Regions from separate parts of the Mus musculus genome. Here region 2 is linked to region 1. Evidence: chromatin loops called from intact Hi-C (ENCODE). Cell type or tissue: gastrocnemius. All regions are shown on one strand. Links, peaks and the distances in the headings refer to the core of each region. The heading gives the core; the rest is flanking DNA.

Region 1 (13,366 bases), core at 966-8,965:
GTGAACTTTACTATCCTACACTCGTAGAGTAGTATAACCTTTCCAGAGTTAGTCCACAGAATTCTCCCTATGGAGAAGCTCCCCTAACGCTCTAGTTGTGCAACTAGAAACAAATCTTGTTGCCTGATTGGACCTTGATTTCTTTCCTTGGGAGTATTAGTAATGGTGTATAAAGGGCCTGATGAGCATTCCTTTGAATGCTGACCAACTAGGTTTCTGAGGATGTTCAAGAACTGTGTAGATGCAGCCCTGTCCCTATGGCTATTCTACTTTATTTTGTACTTAAACAAGAAAACAAGAGCAGTTGCTACACACAATGGCAACTTCTCTGGAAGGAATAACTGTGCTGAACAAGTCTGGCAAACTGTAAAGGCAGAACAAACAGGTAATTCATAGACAAGAACCTGGAAGAAGGCAGGGCTGGTGACAGTGACCAAGCAAATGAGATGTTTCTCCTGCCTGTAAGTCTCCTTCCCTATAGCACCACATGACTGACTCATTTTTGTCATTCAGGTTTTAGGTGTAGTGACAGTCCTTCAAGAAAATGTGTTGACCTTTTTGTTTCTCCTTTTTTTGTCAGTTATTCCTTACACATCACCTCAATTTGTTCCTCTAACCATCTTATGACTGAAAATAATCTTGCAACTTGCTTATTTTGTGCTTTTTTTCCCCCTTTGGAAAAGATTAGTTAAAGTCCTATCTATTTTATTCACTTCTTTGGCTGGAAAATACACACAAATAGCCATAGAGAGAAAAGAGCATGGAACATTAACACAATGAGGTGTTGTCTTGTAGAGAGCCCCTAGAACAGGATTCTATACTGACTACTTCTAGTGTTGGCCCTGGGGTTAGCTAATGGGGCATCAGCAAACTGTGCATGTACAGGCTTGGTAAGCATTCAATTAAAACAAATTCAAGTCATGTGAGGAAACCTCGTCTGGTTCCATCTTTTCTCAGTAATGAAATATGGCTGGAAAATCAAGGTCCAAGCATCTTAGTTGTGTAAGTAAAACGTAGACCTCTCCTTTCCTTCTAATACTTCTAACTAAATTTAGCTACAAGACTGAATTTAACTAGACTAAGTCCAGTTAAAAACAACGGAGGGGTCCCTGTCCCTTCACCCCACAGAACTATTGTCAATAAAAAATAAGACTTGAGACTAAGGATTCAGGTGATGTAGTATTTGCAGAACTGGAAAAGGGGTGAGGAAGAGAAAAGGGAGAAACAATAAGATAAGTTCAAAGAAGTCAATAGGAGCCTTGCACATACAAAGTCATTTTATGTTATAAGACATGGGAAGTTACTAACAGATTTAAATTGAAAATTGTTAGGATCAAAGAAACCAATTAGGAGGCCATTTCAGTCATCTATTGTCACTGAACCAATGCAGTATAGGAGAAGATCTCAGCATTGTGTGCCTAGATGAGGATCCTTTAGACTTCAGAGAAGGTCTGATTCCTTTTCTAGAAAAATTCTCTCAGGAGCCCAAGTCCCCATTAGAATTTTTAATGGCTTCTGAGGGTTGAACCCACATTTGTACACACTAGGCAAGTTATTTACCACTGAGATATATCTACAGCAATTGAGCAGTCATTTAGGAAGCTGATCAGACCATATGCTTGGGAAAACATAAGGACAGGTAGAATAGCAAATCCCACCCAATGAAAGAGGATGAGGCACATCCATCTCACTATGGGAAGAGACTGGCTTGTCACCTAGGGCCCCAGATATAAACTCTGAATTTCATAGTCACACAGTTAAACAATCCCTATCATCCCCGTCCTTTCTAGATCAGGAAAATGAAGTCAAGACGATTCATGGATCCGTGGTCAGGGATTCACAAAGGAAAAGGTGGTAAATTTATTCAGGCTGCCTAATTAGGGGACAGGTTATGACCAATATAAGAGACTGGACAGCTCTATATTGAAAATATGAGAGAATGTTTATGATACAGAACAGGCATACTATGAAAACTCATAGTGTAGTTTTTAAAAAAAAAATCAACTGCAAGGAAAGAGGTCGTTATTCCTGGGAAGTACCCCTCACCTTAGTGACTTCCCCTGTGCTATATCCTACCCCAAGAAATGTGACCTTCTGTGACAATTATGACCAAATGTACCTTTGAAGAATGAAACCTCTTTAGCCTGTTTTCCATATATACTGTTTCTGGAACATACCTTACAAGAAAGAATCTTTAAAAGTATTTTTATTGTACTTTATGGACCAAAATGAGAGGTGCTTAGGTATCAACCAGTGATAGAATGGAGAAATGTGTTGTGGCATTGTTGTATTATGGAGTATAAAGAGAATCATGCGCATCAACATAGAAAAATCCACAAAAGGTAATTAAGCGAAGGAAGTTATATTGGAGAAATGCATATTTTTACATTTTAAAACTGCTAGCAATAAACAAAAAACACATAGGTCCTTATTGCACAGTGATCACATAAAAAACTCAGATGTGGAAAGTAGCCACTAAGCACAAGCAGCACTGACTGCTACGTATGAAAAATGGAAAGAAAATGTAAGGTTCTCAGAGATTTCACAGATTTTGCCTTAGTCAAGAATGGCACATTCTGGCTATGGGATAGAAAGTCCACTTCATGTCCAGAGGGAACATGTCCAGAGTTGTTTCTGATTATATGAACATTAAAGGATTTCTAGAGCCATCTTGGTGAAGCTCTGTTGGACAGGGTGTGAGGAGAATCTAGTCTGCAGTCTAATTCTATGAATAAGTGACTTCTTTTGGTGGACAAGGCCTAGGGAAATTCAAGTAACATTTAAAAATAAAACAGCCTAGGTCAGCCAACAGATAAATAAACATGAGATTCTATGAGATGTCAATGATCATAGCAGGACCTTTCTTATTTTACCTAGTGGAAGAAGGTGCTGAGCCTCAGTTTAATAAGAGAGGTTGCCATGGAACTAGAAGAGAAGCCAGAACGGGATCTGGAGAAAGAGCCTAGCTTTATTAAAGTTATCTTAGTTTTGTTATGTGCATATGAACCTGATAGAAGCAGATGCAATGAGATGCCACACACTGTGGCAGCCTGGTACACTGTGAGCTCCTCTCAGAGGCATATAGCCTGTCGCTCACTTGAGCTCCATGGGATATTTTGGGACACACATAAATTTTGAAAACAACCCTATCTGGCTCAAACCTGTTTGCTGGTGTTGCACATGATATACTAATGAGTAGACTACATTCCTTGGAGGAGCATGGAAAATGAGTGCTAATGGTCCATGCAGATTATGTTTCCAGATTTTAACATTTGATGGAAAGAAATAAAATAAATAAACAAACAAAAAAATCACAAAGGTAAGGAAAGAACCATTTGAATCCTAATAAGTCCTTGTTGGTTTTTCAAAGTTTCTAAATCCTTCCAGAAAGATAAAAGATTTTTATCCTTTTACTTCCTTTAGCCCTACTTGACACATTCACTAATTCTATTTAATAAAAAAATCAAGCTGATTGACCTTATTTATAAGATGATAAAATAACAAACATAGACTAATATGAAATTAACACTACTGACCTTAATTAATTAATCTACAAGGTAATCAAAATTGTTCTGGTCATTCAACATTAAAACTAAAAGGAATGAAAGTAGAAGATAGGCAAGTTGGCACACCCAAGTGTAAACTGCAAGGCTTGACTTCCATCCCCCTCCTTTGCCTTTCCATTTTTGCCTTTGTAAATGGCATGGATACCTTTCCTGTTTCTGGAAGAAAAAACAAAAAAAAACAAAAAACAAAAAAACCTCATAATCTGTTTTGAATGTTTGCTTTCACAAAACCTCTATATTTAAAAGCCAATAAGTTTAGAGGCTTAAACCCATCTCCGTTTTCATTACCTACTGTCACTACCATGTTCCTTCTATAGATATAACAGACTGTAGGAAGGTGTTCAAGACCACTGCATCCTCTCTTCTGTGAACCAAGCTGCAAGTGCTGCTTCTTCAGCTACCATGACCGTTAAACTTGCCTTGGTAATACCGTGACCACTCCCTGGGAAGGACATCTAAAGCTGTGTGGGCAAAAGTTCATGGCATATCATAGAGCAGCAGGGGAGTGAGAGATTCCTAAAATTTCGGTGGCATTAAAAGAACACAAAATCCTTCTCTTGACATTTCTGGAAATCACAGGTCTGAAATGAGTCTTAGCAGGCTCAGTACCATATGTTGGCAAGCTGTATTCTTTCTAAAGGGCCTAGACAGGAACGTTCCTTCCAGCTTCTAGAAGCTGTCTGTATGTCTCAGCTCCAAATCAGCAGCGCTGGATCTTTTCTCCCTCTGCTCCTCATCTTCCAGTAAAGACTCTTCTCATCCTGGAGTCCTTGATTTATCCACACTGAAATCCTCTTTCCAGTCCAAGGAAACATGTGCACAGGTTCTAGAGATCCCCCCCCCAACCCCGTGGACATCTTTGGGGGCTACTAGGGAGCAGAGGACACTTGTTCAAGAATTCATAAAACTGTGGTAGAGTTTGAGGATAGGAATAGATATGGTATCCTAAAGAAAATAGGTCTATGAGGGGACAAGAGTTGAAAATGTTTGTATAGTTAGGCTGTCAAAAGGATTAGCTAAATTTTGAGTTGAAAAAGACACAGATATTTTACTGTAAAAATGTGGTGATAAGGCCAAGAACTTGATTCAGCAACATTATGTCCTTTGCATGTGCAGGGTCCTGGTTCAACCCTGGCAATCAACCACTTGAATGACTATGTAATTAAATGAAATGTGCATGTACTCATGGGAGGGGAACATGAAGAGTATCTGATAACTCACATAAAATGATGAACTAACACTTTTACTACTACCATAAATGCTATTTTTCTGATCTTTTCCAACTGATTGTAGTTGGTGTAATGTGTCTGTCCATTATTCTATCAGATATTTTTGGCAACTAATATGTCATAATATTTGAGGAAAATATCAGTAGTGTTAATGACAGAGTCAGATACATGAGAAATAAAGACAAACTGAAAATGTTCATTTTGCCAATATGATCACCAATAAAACCATTTGTGTAGACTATCCACCTTAATCCCCCTATAATACAATAGCACAGAGGTGAGTCAGTTTGATTTTGATACTAGGTTTATTTTATAGGAGCTATTAAAGTTTCAGAATTTTGCTGAGTCACCAGGCTCTTCATTTTGTGGCAAATCCATCACTACAGTTTAAGGAGAGAAGAAACAGACCCCCCCCTACCCTCTGAAAAATAAAAATAAAAACTTGTTTCAGGCAGGCTAGCGATTCACTAATAATGAGAAAACTCCAGTTTTAAGACTTAATTTCACCATAAATACTCTTTCATTCTAAGCTCTGGGACATCATGAGCCAGAGAACAGCAGAGTGAATAATACAGTTACAGAGCTGATGAGCAATGCCAGTCACTGTAAAAAATACAGAATCCCATCCAAAGGACATCTGTAAAAGTGTCTTTAACATCTACTCAGCCCTTCTGTGTAAAGGTCAGCACGATGGGAGTGGTTTGTCTATACTCAAGCCTCCTATCTCCAATGAGACATGTAATGTTTTCCTTCTACCTTTGATGTCTCTATGAACAGGACAGCCATGTGGAGAGCCAGGTCCAGATCTACAGTTTTGGAATTTCCTCTGTCGTCCTTCTCGTTGTTAGACTTCCAAGTATGAAGACTGTCAATTTTATCCTTATGTGCCTTCTGGTTCTCTTTCTCTCTCTCTTTTCCCTTGTTGATATTGGCACTTACTGCTGACATAAATACAACCTTACTGGCCGTGTTACCCAGTCTTTGACATTGGCACTTCCTGATGTATACTCACAACCTGACTGGCCATGGTACCCTAGCCTTTGTTCTTTATGATCTAACTCAAGTCCTATTGAAAATACTCATCCTAAAACCCAATTCTACTCACCACATTAGCAGTTCGGGAGCCTTCTTCAGCTTCTCACAGCCTTGCAAAAGCAGTGAACAATCCTGGCAAGCACCTTAAATCCACTCTTCTAAATCCACACTTCATTGCAAGGTCCTGTCTGTGCTTGATTTTTTTTTTTTCAGTAGAAGAGGATTTCTTGCCATCTCTAAATCTAGTCTGCATGTTCTCTATACCTTCAGATGTTGATATTCATTTTACTTCACTAAACGTAGGAAAACCTGAGAGCCTCTTCCATGGCAAGTACAGGCGTGCCCTATTATCTATGTAGTAATTCCAAGACCCCTTGTGGATGTCTAAAAACACACTGATAGCATCAAAATCTATAAACACTGTTTCATCTCTATATGTGCATTTATGATAACATTTCTACTTTATTCACTAGGCATGAAGCTAGCAAAAGTAAAAATACTAGGTTGTTATAACATTGTGCGAATATTTGTAGAATAAAAATATACTTTTGCTTCTTGAGGCGATGTACATGATGCAATATTGACATGATGTGCTGATCTGTAAGCTTATGTCACTATGTGAGAGTCACTTGAGGACAAGCCATGCAATTCCCAGTAGTCAATTTGATACCAAGAAGCCTACTACGTGACTTACTGGTGGACTGTGTGCACAGCATGGATACGCAGAGCAAAGGCTGAGTCTACTTCCAGAGATAATGAAGTAGGAATGAGCAAGAGATTTTTGGTTTTTTGGTTTGGGTTTTTTGTTTGTTTGCTTGTTTTTTGTTTGTTTTCAGCACTGAGGGAAATGTGGAATTTAAAACTTACAAGTGATTCATTTCTAGAAATTTCCATTTAGTATTTTTTGGGATGGAAATTGGCTATAGGTAATTGAAACTGAGTTCTAAGAGGGAAACTGCTCATAAGGGAGCCATACACTATTACTTAATGAAGGCATTTGTGAAATTTATGCTGTCCCAAATTGAAAGATTTGTCATTGACTGCCTTGTCATTTAATTTGATTATCATCTTTCTGACACTTTTCACACTGAAGCTATAACTATTTCCATGTATGTGCTTCTCTCTCCTCCGCATGGCAAGCTTCTCACAAATTAGAGACTAAATCTTACCACTCTTAAGTATCTTGCATTATTCTTCATTTATACTCTGTGTTAGCGTGAATGAATTGTTTCATTTTGTTCATTTAGTTCATGACAGATTAGTGAAAATATGAACACACCATTCAACCCACTCAAGAGTAATATTCACCAGGATCTAGAATTATCCAGGTGAATACAATGGTACTTGGACACAATGAACCCAGAGAACTCTCATCTCTAGTAACCAGCCCCTTAGTACACCATTTTCAAGAAAGAGACTATCTCATGACCTAAGATTCAGTCTAATTTTAGTACCAGAAAACTGAAACCGCCTCGCTGGAGAATAAATAAGTTTCAGTTTTTAATAGATGGCAAACTGTCACGGAGCTGAGGGTATCAAATTATCCCAAGTATTACCCACAGTCTCAAGAGCCAGAAAAGGGGGCATGTGGAGAGCCAGCAAAGGGGGCATGTGGAGAGAGGTGCTGTTGCTGGGGCTCGGGCTTGGCCTCTAGTCATGGTGTTGGTGGCAATAGCTGCTCATGTCTTTGAAGGCAGCCCTTGTCCTGCCTCATCAGACAAGAGATGGATGTGTCAAGCTCTACCAGCTAAAAGCCCTCAGATGACTTTGGGAGGTTGGTAGTAAGCTGGGTAGGGCATCAGAAGATGACGCCACCCTCCTTTGAAGAAGCTGATGAATGATACTGACCAGGGTGATGAGAAAGGTCAGTGTGAATCTATAAATGAACCCCCCAAAAAAAAAAACTTAGATCAAAATTACAACATTGAATTGAGAGACAATATATCATCATTTATGATAAAAAAAAAATTGGAGGACTTTGTAGCAGGTAAAATTTGAGGGTGCTACATTTCAAAGCATTAAGAACAAATAGAGGCACATTAGTCAAGAAAGAGCTAGTTTGGACTCACATAAGAGGTGATGAAAGGTGAGATTACATAATGCTGAAACTGCCTGACCTGATAAACCTCTGTGACTTAAGAAAGAGAACCCTGTCTGGCTATGTCTAGCCTCCTTAACATTATTATGGGAAAAGGAATTTCTCACATTGCAGGCTGGAGAAGCCAAATATGATCTTCCTGCCGCATTCTGCACTTGACTTTACAGAGGGCTTTTGCTTCCAAAGAGCGTTTCAGAGAGTTGGGAAATGACTTTGTGTACTTTGTGTTTTATTATAGACAAATTGGTAGAAAGTTGATCTACTTCTAATATTATTTTAAAGTCATCACTTAACTGTCAGTATTACCTCATTACTTTGTTTCTAAGCAGAGTGTAAAGAACTGAGTCGGTACTGTTGAGTAACCGATTCGGAAACATGGCAGTGTGGCTGTGCTCCCATGAACCCTCTTCTAGTCAGTGTTCCACTTGAAAAATTCAGACAGTAGAATAAGGTCAGTGAACCCCCACAATACAATTTTGAAACCAAACAGGAGTGCACATCATTGCCTTACTTGGGCAAAAGGCAGGGGCTCCTGAATGAACGAAGGGCTGATCTGCTAGCTAGTGAGAAACTCCCAGATCCCAGAGTGGGTCCAAACATGTAAACAAAGGCTATTCTTCAGCCCAAGGAAAATCCATCTCTGTTTCTGAAAACACTAGCAGTCCTGGAGAGAAACTGCAACCATGCGTTGAGGTGATGTTTGTCCACACTGCTGAGAACTAGAAACTCTTACTACACCATTCCTTGACAGTAACATAGGACATCAGTTTCTGCATACAGAAGCAGGGGAGCTTTTGACTCTTAGGTAAAGTTTTCAATGACAACTACAGGAAAAAATGGTGGTCTGAGTGACCAGTGGTCCAAGAAATGCAAAATAAAACTATGGAAGATGCCAGAGATGGGGGAAAAATGAAAACTGATATAATTCTGTGTGGAAATCTGAAGCACAAGAGCAATCGCTTTGCAGAATGAATCTGAATTACAAACACACATAGAATGGGAACCCCACACCTCGTTTTTAGGAGCTCACCTAAAGCTTTTTTAAAAATGGAGATAAATGTTATAATACTAACTGAAGAGCAGGCATTCAATAATATAACAGGGCATGGATGAAATAATGTAACTGTGCTTCTGACATTTTAAATGTAAAAGGTTAGTTTCTGAGTAATAACATACAATGGCCCTGAATTTGTGTTTGAAGCTTTTCCTCACATACAAGCTTATGCACTCAGTGAAAAGGCAGTCCACAGATAGAGTCAGGCACCATAACCCTGAAAAGCCCATTATTAGAAGGGAGGAAAGATTACCAAATTTTACTTCATTTACACCTGAGTTGTATAAGGGTCATAATTAACATATATTTGACATATTTATATTTTTATCAAAAGTCGTATTTAATAACATATAAGAAAAATAGTTTTTGCCGGATTTTTAACCTACTGATGCCAGTTCAGCTGCCATGAAAGTTTTTGAATAGTACTTTGTTGTCTCCTAACCAGATGAATACATGGAGGAGAAATTTTATTTTATTCTTTCTACATGATGATGATACTCTTGTGAGATAAAAAAAAAAAAAGTATTTGCTTGGTTAAACATCTGAGGTTTGGAGAAAACAAAGGATTAGTCTCACTGATCCGAATGGCATAAGGAACTAAAACATTCAAGCTAGGTGACTGGAGAATGATGGAAGCTCAGTGTAATCTCTGAGGTATGACACTCTTTACCACACACTCTGGGACATCAGTGTGAATTAGAACCACCTGGCATGCTGGGAAAAGTTACTGCTCCTCTTCCCCAACCTTTAGGGACTTGGTGAATAGGTCTGGGGGTGAAAACTGGAAATATGGACTTGTATCTAGTGTTCCAGTAAAGTTGGTGATGCTGGCCTAAGGACGACACTCAAAACCATTGCTTTAAAACATTTTATCCCTTTTGTCAGAACTATCTGAGATTTCCAGAAGCAAGCCTCAATGGCACACAGGTCTCTATTGTTAGTATGGTCCCAAAGCTAAGTGTTTGAAACACGAGGCTCCAGATCTGTCAGTATCATGCACCTATCCACAGGCCATCTTGCTTGGAAACCAAATCAGACCTTCTTTGTGGACAAGTGCCATCCCCCTGGAGTAAGCTTCAGAGGAAGGCTCTTTAGGTCATTAGGTGTCTACAGAAAGGTTAGAAAAGGTTTGCTTTTAGGTTAGGTTTGATGCCGTTCCTTAATGACATTTCCTGAGACCTAAGAATATTGCTTCTCCCATGGCCTCAAGTTCTAGTCTTTGCGCTCTTCCCATTCCATTATATTGTACATGATAATTGCATGGCCATTATAGTGTATGTTTACTTTGTGAATGTGATTGCTTTAGGGAAAGCAGAGGTCAGAATTACGGTTGGTTGGCAGATCTGAGAAAATGAAGTTTTGCCCTCCTTGATCCTTGCTCATATATGCTTTCACCTTGCTTGCTATGCTCTCTTCTCCAACTTCCCTATTTATTTTTACTGTCCGTATAATTACTGTTTATTGAAAGAAACTACTCCTTAGCCCACATATTCATGTTTCATAGCTCAGGAGCGCAGGTCAGCAATGAACTTCTATGGAGCGCAATCCAAAGAATTCTTTGCATTCTGAAATCACTTCCCACTCTGAAAGATACCAGCCTTCCTCATCTCTTCGAACTCTTTCATGGAATCATAATTTCCGTAGAATTCTACATACACCTTCTTTCTTGATTCAGCCACTCCAAACTTATAGGCAGCGGCAACTCCCAGGGCCACAATGAATGCGCCAACAATATGAACCCGCAGACACTTGGCCAGAAGACCACGCATCTGTGGTTTGGGCAACAGCGGACCGGACCTCATGGTAGCCAATGTCCTCTACACCAACGTCCTTCCCGGTTCTCGGAGAAACCTAAATTCCCTATTTTTAATGCTTTCCCTTGGGTATTCTATTTTTCAGAGTACCCAGATTGCTTGGCATCTTTCTGACTTTCCCCCCCAAAACTAAACCTCCTTGAATTTGAATATTTAACCATTTTGAAACAAATTCACAGCAACTTGTCAAAGGAAACAACTTAAGAAGATGATTTCTTCTGATTTAATCAGTTTTATATGGAGATTTTAAACTCAAAATTCCTTTATGTAGGGGAAGATATTTCCAGCAGTGGACTGTTAGACTCAGTTATAGTCCAGGCAGATAGTCTTGGAGTAGATTGTTGCCCAGCATCTCTCTGTAGTACATCAACTTAAGATGCTGTGAGAGTCGTGCTTGTGAGGATGTGCGCAATATTGTCCTTTGAAAGACTCCATATAATCCCTTCCTAAGAGGGAGTGATTGTGACCCTGCACAGTAAATACTCCTCTTTACGTTGTTGCCCCAACAGTTGGACTCCTGCTGGACTATTTCATACAGACTAGAAGTAACATTTAGTTACGGTTAAGAAGCCCTTTGGTTCTAGCTCTGTAAGCAGAGAACAGGGTTAAAGTTCAACAAATAGCCAAATGAAACATGGCTAAGTGAGGTTCTGGGGCTTTGTGGCTAGATCAGGGGTAGGGCTCTAGCTGACCAATTCTGATAGAGAAATAACAGGGTGCCCCCCTTTTGCATCAGGCCTAGAAGTCTAGCTGCCTGGATAAATAGATTGTTTTATAAAACTAACTATCTTACAATCTACAATTTATAATTCAGTCAGGTTTCATATTTCTTATATTATATTTCTTAAGGAATTATAAATATGTTCATTTATACTGATTCCCTTGCCTTTGAAAAATCCAAGACCATATTAGCTTTGGCAATAGAAAGGATAGAAATTAGTTTTGCTCATACTGCATTAGATATCTAGGGATAAAAATGGTAAGGACCATGACCATCTGGGGACAATAATTCAGAGGAAGTCACATCAAGCCTCTAGACTCAAAAATGTCTTTAGCAAGACTCAAACAACGTTCTGGACAGTGCTTTATTTTTATTTTTTTAAACAAGGGGATCTGGAGCCCCTGCAGTCACCTCTGGGAGGACTGCTGCAGGCAGAAAGCAAAACATCCTGCCTGCCTTGTAGACACTCTGGACTCAGTAAAAACTGCCCAGTGTATCCCTCTGGCTTGACCTATCCAGGAGAGGAGATATATTTCTTCATATAGAATAAATAGAAAGTAACTTCAACATTTGAAAACAACAGTTACTGTCAAATTCATGCCAATTGGGCTGGTGGGCTCAGTGGGTAAGAGTAGTTGTCACCAACTCTTGACAACCTGAGTTTGATTTCTGGAGCTCACATGGTGGAAGGAGAGAAACAACTCTTACAAGCTATCGTCTGACAGATACTTATATTCCAGGCATGAACACAACCCCTACCACACACAGAAATAAACAAATTCATGTAATAAACTATTTAGAAATATAAGACACTGTACTGTTACTGTGTAAGTATGCAGTCGCTCATGAGTTCCTTTCTTTCTTTTCTTGGTCAATACTTGTTTTTACTGATTTCTCATAAATTATTTTAACCTGACCTACATGGAAGATACATAATTTCAAACTTCTTTTAATCAGATAAAAACACAAAAGTATAAATGATATATAAAAAGTTGTCTCTGTCTATTCAAAAACTTGTCACAATTTTCTTTCATTGAGGGCTTCATAACAGATATTTTTCTACTTCTATCATGTTTAATGTTCCAAATAGATTTTAAAAACTGGTTGAGTGCATATTACTTTTAGCTTCAGAAATTATCATGTATATTTAAGAGTCATTTAACTACTATGAATTATTTTGATGACTTAAAAATATCAATACTGGGTTGTATATTTTAAAATAAATTTTATTAGTTTAATAGAAAGAATCATTAAAATAAAGAAAATGAAAGGTATATAGCTATTATGTTTATGTTTTCATACTACTCTAGGAACTTTTAATTTGGGTCATAATTGTATCATCTTTGCATGTCTGGATCTAGATACAACTAGAATGAATTCACTTTCTAGACAATGAAGGTTTTCATGGCACATGAAGAACTAACATCCCAAGTGTTTAAATTCTATGGCAGCGTTCAGAAAGTTTCCACCCAATGCAAATATTTTTCTAGAGCCTTTTCCATGGAGATACTGTAATTTATAACTTTATAAGGAAAAAAAGTCATTTTCTGAGCACACATGAAGCTGCTTCATGGAATGAGAACAATAAAGGTTTTACCACATTGATAAGAATTTCATTGCATATAGTGGATTACGAAGCAGAAAGGCTCTGATAGTGACCTTCAGTTCCTCTTCAGTGACGGGTACCCCAAGGATTACTATGGTCACAAGAATGTGCCCCAGGTTTTACAGATTTTTTTTTTTTTTTACATAGCACAGCAGTCATAAAATACTGACAGTGTGTTTGGCCATGAGATGTAGCAGATAAAACTATGCAAGAGAGAATAAAAACAGGTATAAAAACAGGGAG
Region 2 (17,048 bases), core at 4,378-12,377, 65 kb after region 1:
CATGAGAAAGCTTTCAGACTTTCATCTGTCAATCTGACTCCACTGGAGTCCCGTGGCACAGCATCCCATATTTCTCCCATTCAGCACTTCTCTACTTCTGTTGGTTTAGATATTGGGACTTCCTAATATAAGTGGAATATATAGTTTGCCTGTTTTTATTTCTTACTTATTTGGCTTAACACAGTTACAATCTGACTCCACTCAGTGTGGCTGAAAATGGTAAGATTTTCTTTTTCTGTAAAGGCTACATAATCTCAATCTCTCTCTCTCTCTCTCTCTCTCTCTCTCTCTCTCTCTCTCTCTCTCTCTCTCTCTCTCTCTCTCTTCCCCCTCTGTATATGTGTGCTTTTGCTCATACATATGCATATGTACAACCATTCCTTTCTTTCTTTTTAAAGATTTGTTTATTTTATGTGTGTGTGTACACTGTATCTGTCTTCAGACACACCAGAAGAGGGAGTCAGATCCTCCCATTACAGATGGTTGTGAACCACCGTGTGGTTGCTGGGACTTGAACTCAAGACCTCTGGAAAAGCAGTCAGTGCTCTTAACTGCTGAGCCATCTCTCCGTTCCAACCATTCATTTTCCACTCCTCTATCAAAGACTATTTATGTTTATCCTCTAGGATAATTAAAGAGAGATACTCTTTTCTTTCCTTCTATAAAAGACCTTGAAAACTCCAAAAGGCTTAGGTACTACAATTTCAACAGTGGGAAAACATGAAGAGTGTACTTGAATCAGAAATACTTTTTTAAATTCAGTTTTGAGATTATGCCAATTTTTATTTGTGTCTGGGGAAAATGGCCAGGTGGCTATTTCTTTCTCTCATCACTGTGTACGCAGGCAGTGTTACTGGTTGCAGAGTCCTGAGTCCTAGTCAACAATGACCATCACTCATCCTCAGTCAGATATCAAGGTGGCAAGTCTTTGACTTAAGCCAAAGATGAAAGATTTGACCAGCCGTGCCTCTCAGCCTCACTTCTGATCCTTGTGTGAAAGACAGCACAGGCTAGAAAAGTGCTGCGAGTCTGAATACAATGGCTGCCAAATAGGGAGTCTAGCCCTGTTTATCTTGGAAACGCCTTGTGCATCAGCCTGGCTGTGAGCAAGGAATTCTTATGTGAACTTCTGCCCGCAGAGCTAGCCAGGTCCATCCATCTCATCAGAGTAGAACTTTCTTTGTGAATTATTTGATTTTTGTACCTGGTACTTTCTGAAAAGAAGGACGTCTTTAAGGTCAATAACAAATGACTATTATGTGAAACTAGAATTACCACTCTTGAGGACAGAAGCTCTCATAGAGTCCAGTGGAATAAACTGTCCTTAAGGTTAATATCAACAGAAACTCAGCATTTAATGAGGGACTAATGGAGGGAAGCAACAGGACAGAGCTGCTTCAAGCCAGCACAGGACACTCTGATCTCTGCAGCAGGGTTTCCCCCTCCACTACAAACCCACCTACTGTATCCCACAGGTTCAGTTTGTCTGACTGATACTTTCTTGGCTCTCAACTGTGGACATGCTTTCCAACTGTCGCATTTGTTGGCATTTATAAATATTACCTAACAGTAATTAGGTGCTCTAGCCTATGGAATGTGACAGAGTGTGTTTGCTTTTCTGAGCCTCATTAGGCCTGCCTGTCTATCCTAAGAACTGCAACTCACTTTTGCATGCCACACAAGTACTTCTCATTCAGTTCTGCTCCTTTATCAATAGGGCATTCTGATAAGTTAGCTTTATGAAATTATAAAAACCAGCTTTTGTTTCTGTCAAATTCTATTAGATCTCAAGGTTAAAGTAAATTGGTATAAGGAAAAAAAATTAGTGTCAACTTTAAATTCCTTAAAGTCCTCATAATTCTCAATACTTCTGATATGTGAAAATATAAAAAAAATAAACGAATGAACTAATAAAACACATTCTAGTACAGCTAATTCAGATATGGAACTATTATTGTAAAGATCACAGATTTTAGTCGCACATTGTATTGTCTCCAAGAAAATATTTATTCTAGATGTAACAAAACACATGTTTTAGATATTGCCATTCATAGAGACCTATTTGGATACTCTTAGTCTTGCAGGAATTCATATTAGTAAATATTCATGATGCATAGTGTTTTTCAAGGTCACAAGAAAATGATACTCTACCATTGTACAGTGGTGAACTGGATGGCTCAGATTAGCTGAATACTTAATGGTAGTGATGCTGGTTGATCTCATAGCAGATCCTCTTGGTCCCTGTTATGTGTTTTGTACATTTAAGTATACGCTACAGGTATCTTGGTGACTACATAGCTTAACCCTATTATGTGCCACAATTGCATTTTCTTTACAGTGGTACTTTTTAACAAATAAGTGTCTGGCTTGAGGAAATTCACTTAAAGACTTCATATTTGTTTAGTTATTTAAATATCAAATCAGATGCTAATCTGTAAATAAGATTTCAATTGCCTATAATTTATAGCCATTGTTAATATTATATCACAGAAATTAATTTCTCAAAAACGTTATAGGTTTGGAGGAAACTAAACAGAATAAAACAAAATAACAAAGTTATTTATACAAATAACATATATGATTTTTCCAAAAAATATGCTTCTTTTTGTATCTATGTAAAATTTAAAATGTCCAAATAGCCCGTGGCTCAGAGTGGCTGGAAGGAAAACACTCAAATGCTCACTCTAGCCAGATAGACCTGGAAGAAATCACCCAAGTGCCTTCTGTGGGTACCTTTGTGGTGGAGACATGAGAAAGAAAATGAAGCTGAGGAATTCATACACTGTGGGGAAAGGTGAAAATGGAGACTCAGTGACTACAAAGCAGGCATGAGGAGCCTGCACAACCACCCAAGGCCATGGCTGCCACCAAGGGTCATGTCTGGGTTTATGGTCCTGCCGGAGTCTGTGTTGATGCTGATGACCTGAATTGTGATCAAAGGCTATGGAGATTTCTCTGATCAAGGCTACTGTCTAAGGCCTTGTTGACATCTAAGCATTGTGCTGAGCTGTCCCCACCCCTTATCTTTGGCTGGAGAGCTAGCCTTCCCCTCATCTGCTGTGGTCAAGAGAGAGAGACACCCTTTGCTTCCTTACTGCTCACCCTCACTACTTGCAGCAGGCAGGAAGGCTGGCCAGTGGGTGGTGAGACCTGGCCACTTCTCACTGACTGCAGCACCTGGGCTGAATAGACCCTAACTTGCTTACAGCAAAGTAGAGCTAGCCCTGGTAGCCTCTCAGGCAGGAGAGCTGAAAGGCTGACCACCTCAACTACCACCCAGACCCATACTCACAGCTCTGAGTTGGTGTACTTCAACATCTACCCTACCTATGTACTGTGGGGCTGAGTGAAAGGGCTGGTTCTACAGATACAAAACTGTAGGGTCTCACTGACACAGGATAACAGCAGGGTAACTGAGAGGAGTCCTGGAGAGGATCCAGTATGATGATGTGACAGAAGCCAGAGACCTCAAATCAGACCAATGACTCATTTGCAATGGACATTTTTGCAAGTAAAGAGGTGTGAACAAAAGGGTACACTGTGACACACTGCAGTTTCCACAATGCAATATTTTTGTTTTGTTTTTTAATTTGTTTGTTTTTATTTGGTGAGGTTGCAAGAGTGGAGGGCAGATGTGAAGGGGTGAGAAGATGAGTGAGATTGAGGGGCATAATGTGAAATTTATTAAGAATCAATATAAAGTTTTTTAAAATTTTTTTATTAGGTATTTTCCTCATTTACATTTCCAATGCTATCCAAAAAGTCCCCAATACACTCACCCCCCCCCCCACTCCCCTACCCACCCACTCCCACTTTTTGGCCTTGGCATTCCCCTGTACTGGGGCATATAAAGTTTGCAAGTCCAATGGGCCTCTCTTTGCTGTGATGGCTGACTAGGCCATCTTTTGATACATATGCAGCTAGAGTCAAGATCTCTGGGGTACTGGTTAGTTCATAATGTTGTTCCACCTATAGGGTTGCAAATCCCTTTAGCTCCTTGGGTACTTTCTCTAGCTCCTCCATTGGGGGCCCTGTGATCCATCCAATAGCTGACTGTGAACATCCACTTCTGTGTTTGCTAGGCCCTGGCATTGTCTCACAAAAGACAGCTATATCTGGGTCCTTTCAGCAAAACCTTGCTAGTGTATGCAATGGTGTTAGCATTTGGATGCTGATTATGGGACAATATAAAGTTTTAAAATGTCTAAATAACTCTCTTAAGTCAATGAAATATAATTAACCATAACTTTGTATTACAGGTATAGGGAATAGTAATACATAATTGGTAGTTTATTTAAAGCATTTGGTTGTAGTTTGATTAAAATTACTTTCTTTTTTGTGGAACATAAAATAAAAATTTATCTTAAAATGAAGAAGAAAAATAGAGATATATTGCATAACATTTTTTAAATTAGGTATTTTCTTCATTTACATTTTGCATAACATTCCTATAGAAACTATTTTTACTCTTACAATATTAAAGTTTCTCACGTTAGTACTCAGCATTTAAAACATTTAAGAATAGACTTTCATTATTTATTTGGATAAACAGGATAAAATAGTAATAAGATGCAATGTCCCAAGTGAAAAGTCCTGTTATTGTTGACTACTAAGCTTTAGAAAAAAATGAGTAATAGCACTTTAGAGTGGTCAGTGAAGATGATAATGTGCCCTGTTACATGGAAGGTGAAGAAATTCAGTCTCCAATATCCCAGTGTCTGCAACATACTGTTGTGTTTTGAGGCCATTTGCCTCCCAAATCTTTCTGAGCTGGGAGCTTGATCGTGGGTGAGGTAGGGCTGGGTGGTGCAACCTTAGGAAGTGTGGACTAGGAAAAGGTGACTTCGACCTGTGGCTCTGTGCTTATGCATGGGCTAAGGCTGCCTCTTGAGAATGGGTCAGGTTTCATAAAACCGACTAGTTCTCTGGAGTATGGCTGTTTGTGGTGAGTCTGGCAAGCACATAAACAACTGTTTTGTGTGCACTGTTCATCATTGCCACATGTCCTCCTCTACCCAGATTCTGTCCTCCCTAGGGCCTGTCCAGAGCCAAGTCTTTGCAGAAGTCTTTTCTTAAGCCTCTAGAATGTCAGCTCTAGATGTGGGGCCCACCCAGGAATGTCTTGCAGAATGGCATTTACGACTTAAAAGCCAACCCTTTAACACTTAAATTCTTTAAATAGATATTCAATTAAATTCATAACCTGAGAATAAAAATTCGTTTAACATTTTAATTTTTAAGTGTAATTGCATTACACTGTTTACTGTTAGGAACGCAGAGAAGAGTGAGTGCTATTCTGAGAAGGCATCTAATCATCCGAGAGTCACAATGCTTTATATTATGAAGTATACAAAGAGTACCATCAGGGGAATCAAGATAATGTTCTTCTAGCTCCTATAGAAATGACGTTGATGTATTTTTCTTCCCAGAAAGCAAACTACTTTACATGATTGTAGATACAGTATTGTTTCTTCTCCCCAAGCATAAGTCATTACAACATCAATAAGTGCCTTAGCCTTGAGTTAGAATGGAAGCTGGAAACAAAAGACCAGTCTAATGCATCATTGATCTTATACATGACAAGAACATGTCATTTTTATGCATATGAGACAGTCTACATAATTCCTGATATAAACCGTTTTAAGCTATAAAGTATAGAAAAATGAAGGAACAGCTGAACCAAAGGAAACAGTGAAAAGATACAGAGCAAGGAAGAATACATGCCTTATGGGAAGTGTAAAGGAGGCCTATAGATGCAATGGAGGATGGATGAAGAGCATGAAGACCATGCTTTGAAAATACCAGAAATGCCATTAAGGATGGATGAAGAGCATGTATACCATGCTTTGACAATGCCCGAAACACCATTAGCGGTATGAATTTCACTGGAAACAAAAATCCTGATCATCAAGTAGCATGAATATTTTTAAAGCTCCTCAGATGAGTTTTAGGTATTATTGGAGTGCTGGGAGTTGGATTAATGCATTTTGTATATAATTGGCTCTCTGTGGATGAATGGTTTGCTATGATTCTATGGAGCAAAGGGCCGAAGCATGATTACTCCAAGCATAACAAGACAGTTTGTAGGAAAGGGTGAATGCTGTGAGTATCAACTTTTATTTCATATACTCAAGACATATGTTTAATGTAACGATGTCTATGGGTTAGCACCTACACTTTGTATCATGCCAGGAAGGCACTGTTTATGGCCTACAAGATGACTTTGCAGAGATGATAAATGTGCTGAGCAAGGAGAGACACTAATTTTGCTGAGTACTCACTCTACTATCCAAAGCTATGTTTGTTGACATTTCTTCTACACTCTGCCCAACAGTTACCTAGCAACAGCCAGGTAGGTCCAGCTTGCTATTTTAAAAAGTACACAAACAATCAAAAAACTGTTTGGCCTCTCCCCCTCTCTCTGACTCTCTAACTCTCTTCTCTCTCTGACAACTTTTTCCCTCTCTCCTTTTTCCCCTACTTACCTCTCTCTTCATATGTTCTCAATGGTCTGCTCTCTTTCTCTCTCTCTCTCTCTCTCTCTCTCTCTCTCTCTCTCTCTCTCTCTCTCTCTGTGTGTGTGTGTGTGTGTGTGTATGTGTTTCTGTCCTCTCTCTTTCTCTGCCTCTACTTCATTCTCAATTCCCCTTCCCATACCCCCAAATAAACTCTATTCTATACTAGACTGGTCATATGGCTGGTACCTGGTGGTGGGGAAGGATGCCTCAGCATGGGCTCACTGAATCACGCTCTCCCCCCGCCACGTGCCATACTGTGCTCTACAAAACATATTCTTCACTCTACAAAATATAACCTTGGTTTTGTAAGAACACATCCCCATCAATTGCCTTATATATTGTCATGTAAGTATCAACAGAACCTTGTAATAGGCACTATTTCCTCCATTTCCCATAGGAAGTACCTAAGACCAAACAAAAAGCTAGGCAAGCAGCTTAAATCCTTCTGAAAAGTCACAATCAAACAAACAAAAAACACACAAAACAAGACTCTGCCTATTAAGTTCTATAAACAAACATTATCATTAGGTTACTAGAAACAAGTTTTGATGACAAACGTTTGATCCTAAGAAAATAAACTATGAAATTCAATCATTTCCCTCCATTTAATATGCTTTAATTTAATGTACTATATCTATTGTATATGCTATATATAATATAGTATATAATACACTGTATCTGTATACTTAATATAATATATTTATACTATGAAAGTAACCATTTAGGTTTGGAAGAAACCAGTTTGAATTTATGGACCTTGATGACCAGCTCTTACTTGATGGATCTGGGAGGATTTCGTGCTGGGACTCATGCTCCCACTTTCAAGTAAAGTGATCATCCTGGCATATCCCAGCTAGGGTAGGCACTCAGGCAGCTCTCCTCCAGCCTTGCCAAGAACAGTGGCCAAAGAGAAGCCGGGTCCAGATTCCTCAGCTGTCACTAGCAGCAGACTCGGGAATCAAGCCTGTCATTTTCTATAGCATATCCTTAGCCAAGCTTCAGCTGACATTTAAGAGGGGGAAAGGCCAAAGTAGGGCTGTCCACCACAGTCAGATAGCTTTATGAAAATTCTAAGTTTTGTTGCCTTTCTTTGCATTTCTCTCTTAGAACTTACTCTGTAAAAATTCTATAAAAATAAACGTTAGTAAAAACTTATGCTCTAAAACAAAATATTTGAGTTGATTTATAAAACTACTTCAAATCCTAGTTCATGTTTTTCTTTTTTAGTAAGGCAATACAAATCTAAATGTTATCACTTTTAATATTTTACGTTCAGCTTAGCAATATGATCAAGCTGACTTTGCCAAGGGCTCTCCTTTGCCTACTTTTCTCCTTTCTTCCCCCTGATCTCTTTCTCTGCATACACTCATTTGGGGAGACAAATCCAGAAAATGGCCCACTGCACCAACTTTCCCATGATTCTGCTGGGAGAATGGGAGGGGATCATTATTAACAGCTCTTTTATTTTTCTCCTAGTTTTCTCCTACCTGTATTCTCGTAACTGTTCCTATTCAAGCCAACTCCTAAAGCCTAAAAGTCTTATTCCCAATGTGGAAGAATCTTTTCCTTTGAGGGTAGGCAATTTTGAAATATATAGTTAAGTAAGTTGCAGTAACTCAGTAGCATGAATGTGATAATTTGCTGATCAGGTTTTTTTGAAAAATTTATTTGCAGATGAGTTCAAATGAGATATAATTACCTCTCTCTCTCTCTCTCTCTCTCTCTCTCTCTCTCTCTCTCTCTCTGCAACAGGACCTTATCTCTTTCTCTCTCTCTCTCTCTCTCTCTCTCTCTCTCTCTGCAACAGGACCTTATTATGTAACCTTGGCTGCTCTTGCACTCACTATGTAGACCAAGCTGGCCAGGAACTCATAGAGACATGATTGCCTTGTTCACTCCTGATGCTGGGACTAAAGGCACAAGCCACTGCTCCTGGCTTATATTTACACAGTTATTCCGAATTATGTTAAATTATAGTTTTCACTAATTTTATCCAAAGTACTGTTTGCAAACTTATATCCAAATTAGTTGCAAATTCTACCTAGTGTCTTTTTAAAATACGCCCCACTATGTACATTGTTAGGGTGCAAATAAAGCATTTAAAAAGCACTAAAAAGATTAAAGCATAAACAGTAGTAGCATTACAAATTACTAGATTGCATTTATAATTCATTGTGTTTTTATCTCAATATTCAGTTTCAAATAAATCTTGGTAAGATTTAGCTATCAGTCTCCTGATCATCCAGGTCAGAGTTTGTGTCACAGTTGACAGCATGGAATGAGACTACAGCTTACTCATCAACAGTCATGTGGCTGTAACTTTAAAGCACCTCTATTAATCTCACATACAGCAGCAGCCATCCCGGTGAGCTAGAAACCCAGGCATGCATACACCCTTAGAGCTAACGGTATTTGTTTCTCTGTGTTTGCTTGGATCTTCCAAACTAACTGAGAGTTCCTGATTCCACAGTGCTATTGTGTGGATCAAGTGATCCCTGGTCACAAAAATACCCTAGAGACTGACTCCCCTGGCGTCCAGGTTCTGAGTGTGGTCAGCCATTCCACATACCTAGCTGATGAGCTCTCGTTGCCATGATGAGAGATTTCCTTCTCAGGTTTTGTTACCCACGAGGAAAAGCAAAATGAAAACGTCATTTTTATAAAAGTAAAAGTTATAAGAAAATGCTTGCAGAGATCTTGTTCAAGACATTTCCAAGATACGGTGTATCTTTCTGGTCTCAAGATATTCTTGCCCAAACAAGATTTTTTTTTTCATAATAGATACATAGAATTGCAAACATCTATTATACCGGCTTCTTTCATGTGAGCCATAACCAGATATTTCTAATTATACCTTTGTCATGCACAAGTGGGATATGCCAGTTTTAGTCTCTGTTTATGTGGTTTATTGCATTACAAAACACATTAAAACTGAGAGAAAAGACACGAGCTCCCCCCCCCCGCCCCGCCCCGCGCAGCCGGCTCCCAAACCGATTTCATAGACCTTTTCCTTTTTTTCCTTGTCTCTAATTATGTCTTAGAAAGTGAAAATTTTATGTAGTGTACTCATTTTTGACTGTACCCTTTCAACTTCGGGTATCCTTGGTGCCCTGAGATGAACAGAGCAAAGCTCTGTGGCTCTGTCCCAGACTGCTGCTGACTGAGGCTAGGGTGCAGAGTCCCTCCCTGGCCAGGGATCCAGTGCTGTGCTCCTGAGTCGTACTAGACAAACTAAGCTAGACTGGTGTGACGCCTAAGCAGTCTACCTTACAGACTCATCCCTTAAGGATACCGGGACTGGAAAGCGGGCACTCCCAGACTCCTCCTCATCTCTATTCCCAGAATTTTACAGGTTTTCCGTAGGAGAATCACGCACTAGTCAGAGGATCAGAGGAGTTCTTTCCGTCCTAACCGGATTCCTGCAGGGAAAGGAACCCCAGCATCCGGAGACTGCAGCGGGTCCTCCATTCTGAGTTAAAAGTCTTCTGAGAGAGGCTGCAAGAGCCGCGGGTGCAACTTTTAGTTGCTAAGTAACACCAGACTGCAGCATGAGCCGGCTGCTCCTCCAGACCCCCAAGTGCAGGAAAACTGGAGGGAACCAGCCAAAGCGGGAGATCTTAGAAAGCTCAGCTGCTTGGTAGCCTGCAAAGTGAACAAAGGAAGGAGCCAGGGCTCTTGCAGAGCCAAGAAAGGGGGGGCTCTGTCCCCCTCCGTTCCCCCTCCGCGCCTCCTCCCTGCCCCCTCCTGCTACCCTCTCACCCGGACAGCTGTCCAGCTCTTGTAATTCATTGGCTTCTCCCGCCCCCGGCCTTCTGAGTACCACCCCAATCCAGTTTAGCCCCCTGCCTCACCGCTGACCTAATAAGGTCATGCACACTGCAGGAGATCTATATAAAAGAGCGAACTCTTGGAGACCTTGCCGGACAACAGGAGCAAGAAAGAGCAGGAGCTGTCCAGCGCTGAGAAACACGAAAGGTGACCATGGCTAAGGAGTGGGGCTACGCCAGCCACAATGGTGAGTGGGGCCAGGACACAACAGGGTGTATCTGCATTGCACAGGTGTGCAGGGAGGAATCCTTAAGAACTAGCATATAGTGAAAACTTTCTGGTGTTCCATGCTGCTGGTCTTTAACACGACTCACTGTTTTCCTTTCCACGGAGGAACCTGAAGCTCAGAGACATACTCACTATAACTAGCTTAAGGTCCGATGATGTGTCTGAGAAGTCACTCAGCCAGAAGTCAGGTCCAGTTGAATTTTTTCTGTGAAACTGAGAAGTGAGCCTCTTTGAGCTTGGGGTCCGGTAACAATATTTGCTTTGACCAAGTCAGCCTTGGGAAAAAGAAGAAAATATCCCTTCCAAGCTGCAAAGTACTCCAAAAAATATATGATCGATCTGTGGTTCATTTCAAAGATAAGCTTTTCTGGCTACATGGTTCTCAAGCCAGGGGAGGGAATGTGGAGATTGGAACGCTCTTTGAGCATAGGTAAGCAAGCTTCTAAATAGGTTTGAAATCAAAGTGCTGTGTTGCTCAATCTGAACCAGAGACCTTTCTGCAGTCACTCTTTGGCTTCTGTACACTTTGCTGGCACAGTTCACTAAATAGAGGCCTTGAGCTGTACTATTAAATGAATAAATTCTCTTCCATTTACTTCCTAGGTCCTGATCACTGGCATGAACTTTATCCAATTGCCAAAGGGGACAACCAGTCACCCATTGAACTGCATACTAAAGACATCAAGCATGACCCCTCTCTGCAGCCCTGGTCAGCATCTTATGACCCTGGCTCTGCTAAGACCATCCTGAACAATGGGAAGACCTGCAGAGTTGTGTTTGATGATACTTATGACAGGTCTAGTAAGTATAGCCCTTCGGCAGGGTCACGTGAGTGTGTTCAGTATCTAATGGCAAGACGCAATTTGTGACACGGTAACAGAATTATGGGAAGCGGGAGAAGTTTATCCCTGAAATGGAGATGACTTTAGACTTGGCTTTAGTTGTGGAGAACTATATTCACACAATGAAGAGGAATGTCACACCCTCTCGTTGCTGCAAAATGGCCATATGCCCAAGCTAAAAGTTAGCAAAACACTCCAGAGACAGAGTGTGGATCCCCAGGGGAGGACAGAGAGTCCACATGGGCTTTCTGACCACCGAGAGACAACGTTTTTATGGTTCCTGGTGATATGGAGAACAGATTCAACCATGATGAAAGAAATAAAATGGGTCCTCTCTTTCCTCGCGGATGGAAGGAGGCTAATTAATGTGAAAAGGCAGGGTCACTGTGTGAGTTAAAGAGGCCTGGTTTCAGGAAGTATCTTTGTGGTGAGTGTTTCTGATGTATATGACCACTTTTTCTTGGATCAATGTTAGTGTGGAATTGAAGCATTCATGGGAGGTTTTATTTTTTTAACCTACATTAGTAACTGATCTGTGAAATAAAATAAGATGAATTTGAAATACTTTGAATATTTGAATACTAATTTCAGGTAATTTGAAATTTCAGAAAGGCTTGGTGGCTCATACCTGCAATCCCAATACTCAAGAGGCAGGGGTAAGAGGACTGCCATAAATATGCAGCGACCTTTGAGTTTCTAATGTGTTCCAAGCCAGCTTGGGCTATAGAGTGAAACTCTGTCTCCAAAAAAAAAAAAAAAAAAAAAAAAAAAACAAGCATTACTTTGTTGCAAATAAATCTAAGTGAGAATTAGTCTTTAGTAAGTAAGAATGCAATTTTCTAGAACCACATTCTTCATTAAACTAAAAATATCCTTTGTTGATTAAACAAGAATGGCCATTCTGGTGATGTCATAAGAAATAATGATAGAGTGACAGACAACTCCTCCCTTCCAAGGTAAGAGGAGAGCAAAAACTTACTACTTCCTGAGCTATCGTTACATGTTACCCTTTCCCAGTTTTTCTTTGACTTAAAAGCTGAAGTATCATTTAGAACAAAAACCAAAAAACAAAAATAAAAGTATAACAAGAAAAATAACAAAATAAAAGTATCACTCACCAAGCCGAAACACATGAAATAGCATTTTTAAAAGAAAAATAGTTGAATGTTAGAGATTTAATGATTAGAAAACTAATAGGTTAATAATAAATAATTAACAATGAACTAAGCTAATAATTACTAATAAATGAATAGTATTTAGTAAATACATTAGACTCATATCCAAATCATAGCTATTCCCACTGATTGAACAGGAAACTACAAAAAAAAAAAAAAATCAAACTACTTCCCTTCCATATGATCAAGCTGGTTCAAGCCTAAAATTACTGCTTAAGTCTGCACTGTGGGGTTTCCTGTCTCACTGAAAGAAGACGAGCCTTTCTAAAACAGCTGCCGTACAATGCAATTTGCATTGGGTGTACCTTGTTATATCTTGATTTTAGAGTTTCTGTACTGTTTTCATCATCCTTGGGAAGATATCTGCACCTTTAAATTACTCTCTAGGCAGAAGGAATTGAGACCAGATTACATGAGAGATTAAGATAAGTGCTGTACAAGCCCAAACTAATGCCCAAGAATGATCATATAGAGCCGTCCACCTGGACTAGCTTCCTGGGACATTCCTGAACTTTTGTCCCATCTGACTTGAGTAGACACAGTCTAAAGCAGATGTGCATCAGGGTTCTCACTTGTCATCTAAGGAAAAACACAACTAAAAGTGGGACTTGAAAAAGGAATTCCTGCCTGCCCCATGGTCCTTGACAGGGGCACTGTGAGATGAGCTTAAATCTCAGTTAATCCTCACAGCAGCTCACAAAGTGTGGAATTATTATCACCTTCTCAGAGATTCAAAGACCAGTTCAGAGAAGTTGAGTGTCTTGCCTGAGATCACACAACAATGAGAGTGTGACCTCAGAACAGTACCTAAGTCCTGTCAAATGTGTGGCTCTTCCCAACAGTTCTGTACTGCTGATCTGTTCTCAGGGCCCTCATAGTACCTCTGCTGCTTTAATTTGTTTTCTAGAGTGTTAAGATGACAAGGCATGCAAGCAAAATTAAGAGAAAAGAAAATTCTTACCTTGATATATTCCGACTTCAAGTTACAAGCACGGTGGGAGTGACTCCATATTCCCAGATGGTGACATCTTTTATCCACAGAGTCATGTTTCAAGACTTGTTTCGTTAATGCTTGTTTCAGACAGAGCTCTGCAGAGGCAAACTGAATCCACCAGTTGACCTTGTTGTTTTACTCGCAGTGCTGAGGGGTGGTCCTCTCTCTGGACCCTACCGACTTCGCCAATTCCATCTTCACTGGGGCTCCTCTGATGACCACGGCTCTGAGCACACCGTGGACGGAGTAAAATACGCTGCTGAGGTAGGAGGACCTGCCCCATTCACTCTAGGTCTCTAACAGTCACCATGGGAAAGTTAGGAACACAAACCTTTCTGCTTCAGCCTCTCACTGAAGATGTTTTAGCTTTAACATATAGTGAAGCCATCAAATATGCTAGGTCAGAGAGAAGTGGGCAAGTGGGTTAGCATCCTCCGGGAGTATTCCCCAGGTTACACTGAGAAATGGACCATAGACTTGAATAGAACCAGAACAATAAGGAAGCAAATTCATGTGAAGCACCCATAGGCATTAGCTCCTTTGATCCCCGCTACAACCTTATGTACAATGTTACAAATTGTTACAAATTATTGTTACAATGTTACAAATTATGTACAATGTTACAAATTGGCAATAAGGAAGCAAATTCATGTGAAGCACCAGTACGCATTAGCTCCTTTGATTCCCGCTACAACCTTATGTACAATGTTACAAATTGGCAGCTGACACCCTTGAGGGTTACATAACAGAGGCACAGTGGCTGGGCCTGGGGTTCTTTGTACAAACTAGCTTCAGATACCACTCTTATGAGTATATGCAGTGCTTCAAAAACAGCTTCCTGTAATTACAAACCTCCTTTCTGCTTGCTTAAGGAAGTATGCTTATACACGTATGCATCTCATTTAAGGCAATGATTTGCAAATGGAATAAGATAGGTCTCCTCTGTTTTCATTAGGAAGCCAGGTCTATATAGCATTGACAAGAAGTGAACAAAATTTCTTTTTTTCTGCTTTGGTCTTTTCCAAGGCAGATGGTGATTAGCATTGGGGTGGGACAGAAATGTGGCTGTGGCAACACACTGTATCTGATCCCTCGGGCATCCCTGGCCACTTAGCTGGTGGCTAAGTAAACTCAAAGAAACTCCAAGTGCTGACCAGGCCTGGCCATGCACATTTAGAAGGGTATAGCCATTCCTCTACAGCCAATCTAGAGAGAAGAAAGCAATAGAGTATTAGGAACATCTTTCTGCTAGAGTTTTCCTCCACCACTAGAGAAAGTCCAGGCTAATTTTTTTCAAATGTAGAAAAGGCTTTGAGTGCGATGTTTGTGTCTGGAATTATCACACATTTTTTGAACTTGAATATAACATTTTAGCAGCTATGAACTATTTCTTGCTATTTTAAGTAACTCACTATGGACAACTTGATTGTTAAAGCTGTGCTCACATCCTAAATTAAGATAAGCCAGACACTGGAGCTCTGTCTAAGCAGGGACAGGAGCTTCCATACAATTTTTATCTGAACTATTGAAATGTCACCAAGTATTGCTTATTAATATTTAGAATTTCACCAACTTCCATGAAGATGTTCAGTAACAACCGTGAGACTGCACACCTTTGGGTCTCTTGTGGATAATAGTGCCCATTTCCATATCAAAGGATTTATCTCACAACCTGTGTTTGGTGGTTGCAGCTTCACCTGGTTCACTGGAATCCAAAGTATAACACCTTTGGAGAGGCTCTGAAGCAGCCTGATGGCATCGCTGTGGTTGGCATTTTCCTGAAGGTGAAGTAGATACTGACACTCATTTTTTCTTGTTCAGGATGTAGTCCCTTTCTAATGTTTAGGAGACCACGTGTTCCATCCTTTCTTTTGTTTGAGGCATGTGTGAGGGTGGAGACGCAAAGCTTCCAAAGGCAAGAGCAAAGGCTGACGGTGTTCATTTTCCTTCTCCAATACTCTATTTCCATCACAGTGGAAACCAGAAAGCCAGTGCTGGGAATGTCTGTGATGCCAGGCGCCTGGCTAGACCTCTCCTTGGCTTAGGGAGGCCGCCACCCACAGGATCTCAGACTAGGGTGGCAGAAGCAATGTGTGTGTTGTTCAGCCAACCTTGGTTTAAAGTGGATTTAGTGTCATTAACACGTGAACTTCATGGTAACCCAATCTGAATTTTAAGCCTGCAGTGAAAATCCGACTTTTTTCATTCCAAGTGACCTAGTTTGTTCTAGGTTCTGAATTCACTGACTGTGAGAAAAAAAGACAGTGGGTGTGGGTGTGGCTGTGGATACCAAGTGTGCTCTGGCTTTTACTCTTTTAAAGAATGGGATGACTTTGCAGAGGGCCAAGGAACAACATGTAATTTTGTGGTTTTGCACTTCAGAGAGCTGAAATCCAAATTTAGATCAGAAAATATATACTCTACAATCTTTCAGGGTAAATAAACTTATATTTGGCTTAACCTGAGAATATGGAAGACATAAATACTGATTACATGTGGATGGGTCAAATCAGTTTTAAGAAGATCTTCAATTATGGCAGAGGGGAAAATATCTCATTTGATGTCATTTTCTTACAGATAGGACGGGAGAAAGGCGAGTTCCAGATTCTTCTTGATGCCCTGGACAAAATTAAGACGAAGGTAAGGGTGAACCATTTTCCCTCTACAAACCTAAGACAATATCAATTGTCACTGTCTGATTGATACCCTACGTTACATACAAAAGTAAATTTGTTAGTGCTGAGACCTTAGAGCACTGTCACAGCTGTTATTTCAATTGTTAGTCAGCCTGTCAGATCAGTACTTTCCCTAGGAAGAAAGTGGAGGTCCCAGGGTCTGCTTGCCTCTCTCCTACCACGGTGGGCACAGGATTGCCGAGGCTCTTCAGGCCAGGCACAGTCACTCTCTCGATCCTGGTACTGTCCTTTCCTGGTAGCCCCATATATTTTAAATATTAACAGTAAACTCTTGTAACTAATAGACACATTTTAGTTGTCTTTGATGTTGTTCTAGGGAGCTGCTTTTAGGTGTAATACTAGAAGTAAGTATTCTAAGCATGGCATGTACTAAAGTGAAAGTCGTCACATCAAACTTCCAAGAAGTAATTCTACTCCAGTCTGAGTCTCCTCTGGGAGAAAGGGCAGACTCTCAGTCCCACCCATCGTGTAAACAAGGCATAACATATTGCCCTGACTATGACAGATAAAGTTTGAACACCAAGCAGATTCCTTTTCATCTGTGATTGACTAGTGAAGGGCCCGAACCTATTCAAATGTCTGCTTTCCCTTTCGCTATTGAAATCACTTCTCCTGAAAGAATAGATGAGGCCTCTAGGGGGCGCTTGGCGCACGTGCCAGCTTAGAGAGCCTGCTTGGTGTCTTCCAGGGCAAGGAGGCCCCTTTTACACACTTTGACCCATCATGCCTGTTCCCTGCTTGCCGGGACTATTGGACCTATCACGGCT

The links. Hi-C counts contacts between places; a loop is a spot of excess contacts. Peaks named below come from ENCODE experiments on the same cell type or tissue, not always from the same donor. Only the 100,000 strongest peaks of a DNase experiment are listed, where the experiment ranks them.
Region 2: a loop joins it to region 1, with 2.7 times the contacts of the local background. A loop is called at or near these places in 2 of 42 quality-filtered maps.

What each region holds. Positions count from the first base shown.
Region 1 is chr3:14,791,800-14,805,165 of GRCm38, forward strand. It overlaps a transcript of Car1 not described here and the pseudogene Gm16399. Among named protein-coding and RNA genes, the nearest start is that of Car1, 20 kb to the left of the region's middle. In gastrocnemius, for the core only: no CTCF peak of the experiment used is centred there; no DNase peak of the experiment used is centred there; H3K4me3 peaks cover 349 bases; H3K27ac peaks cover 7,630 bases.
Region 2 is chr3:14,853,073-14,870,120 of GRCm38, forward strand. Car3 (carbonic anhydrase 3) reads left to right here and starts at 10,466. Exons shown (of 7, transcript NM_007606.3): 1 at 10,466-10,533; 2 at 11,178-11,375; 3 at 13,731-13,849; 4 at 15,277-15,369; 5 at 16,163-16,225; 6 at 16,970-17,048. The coding sequence starts at 10,500. Gm41999 (predicted gene, 41999) reads right to left here and starts at 10,993. Exons shown (of 4, transcript NR_168331.1): 1 at 10,707-10,993. In gastrocnemius, for the core only: no CTCF peak of the experiment used is centred there; DNase peaks (open chromatin) are centred at 7,415, 9,728 and 10,195; H3K4me3 peaks cover 3,982 bases; H3K27ac peaks cover 5,733 bases.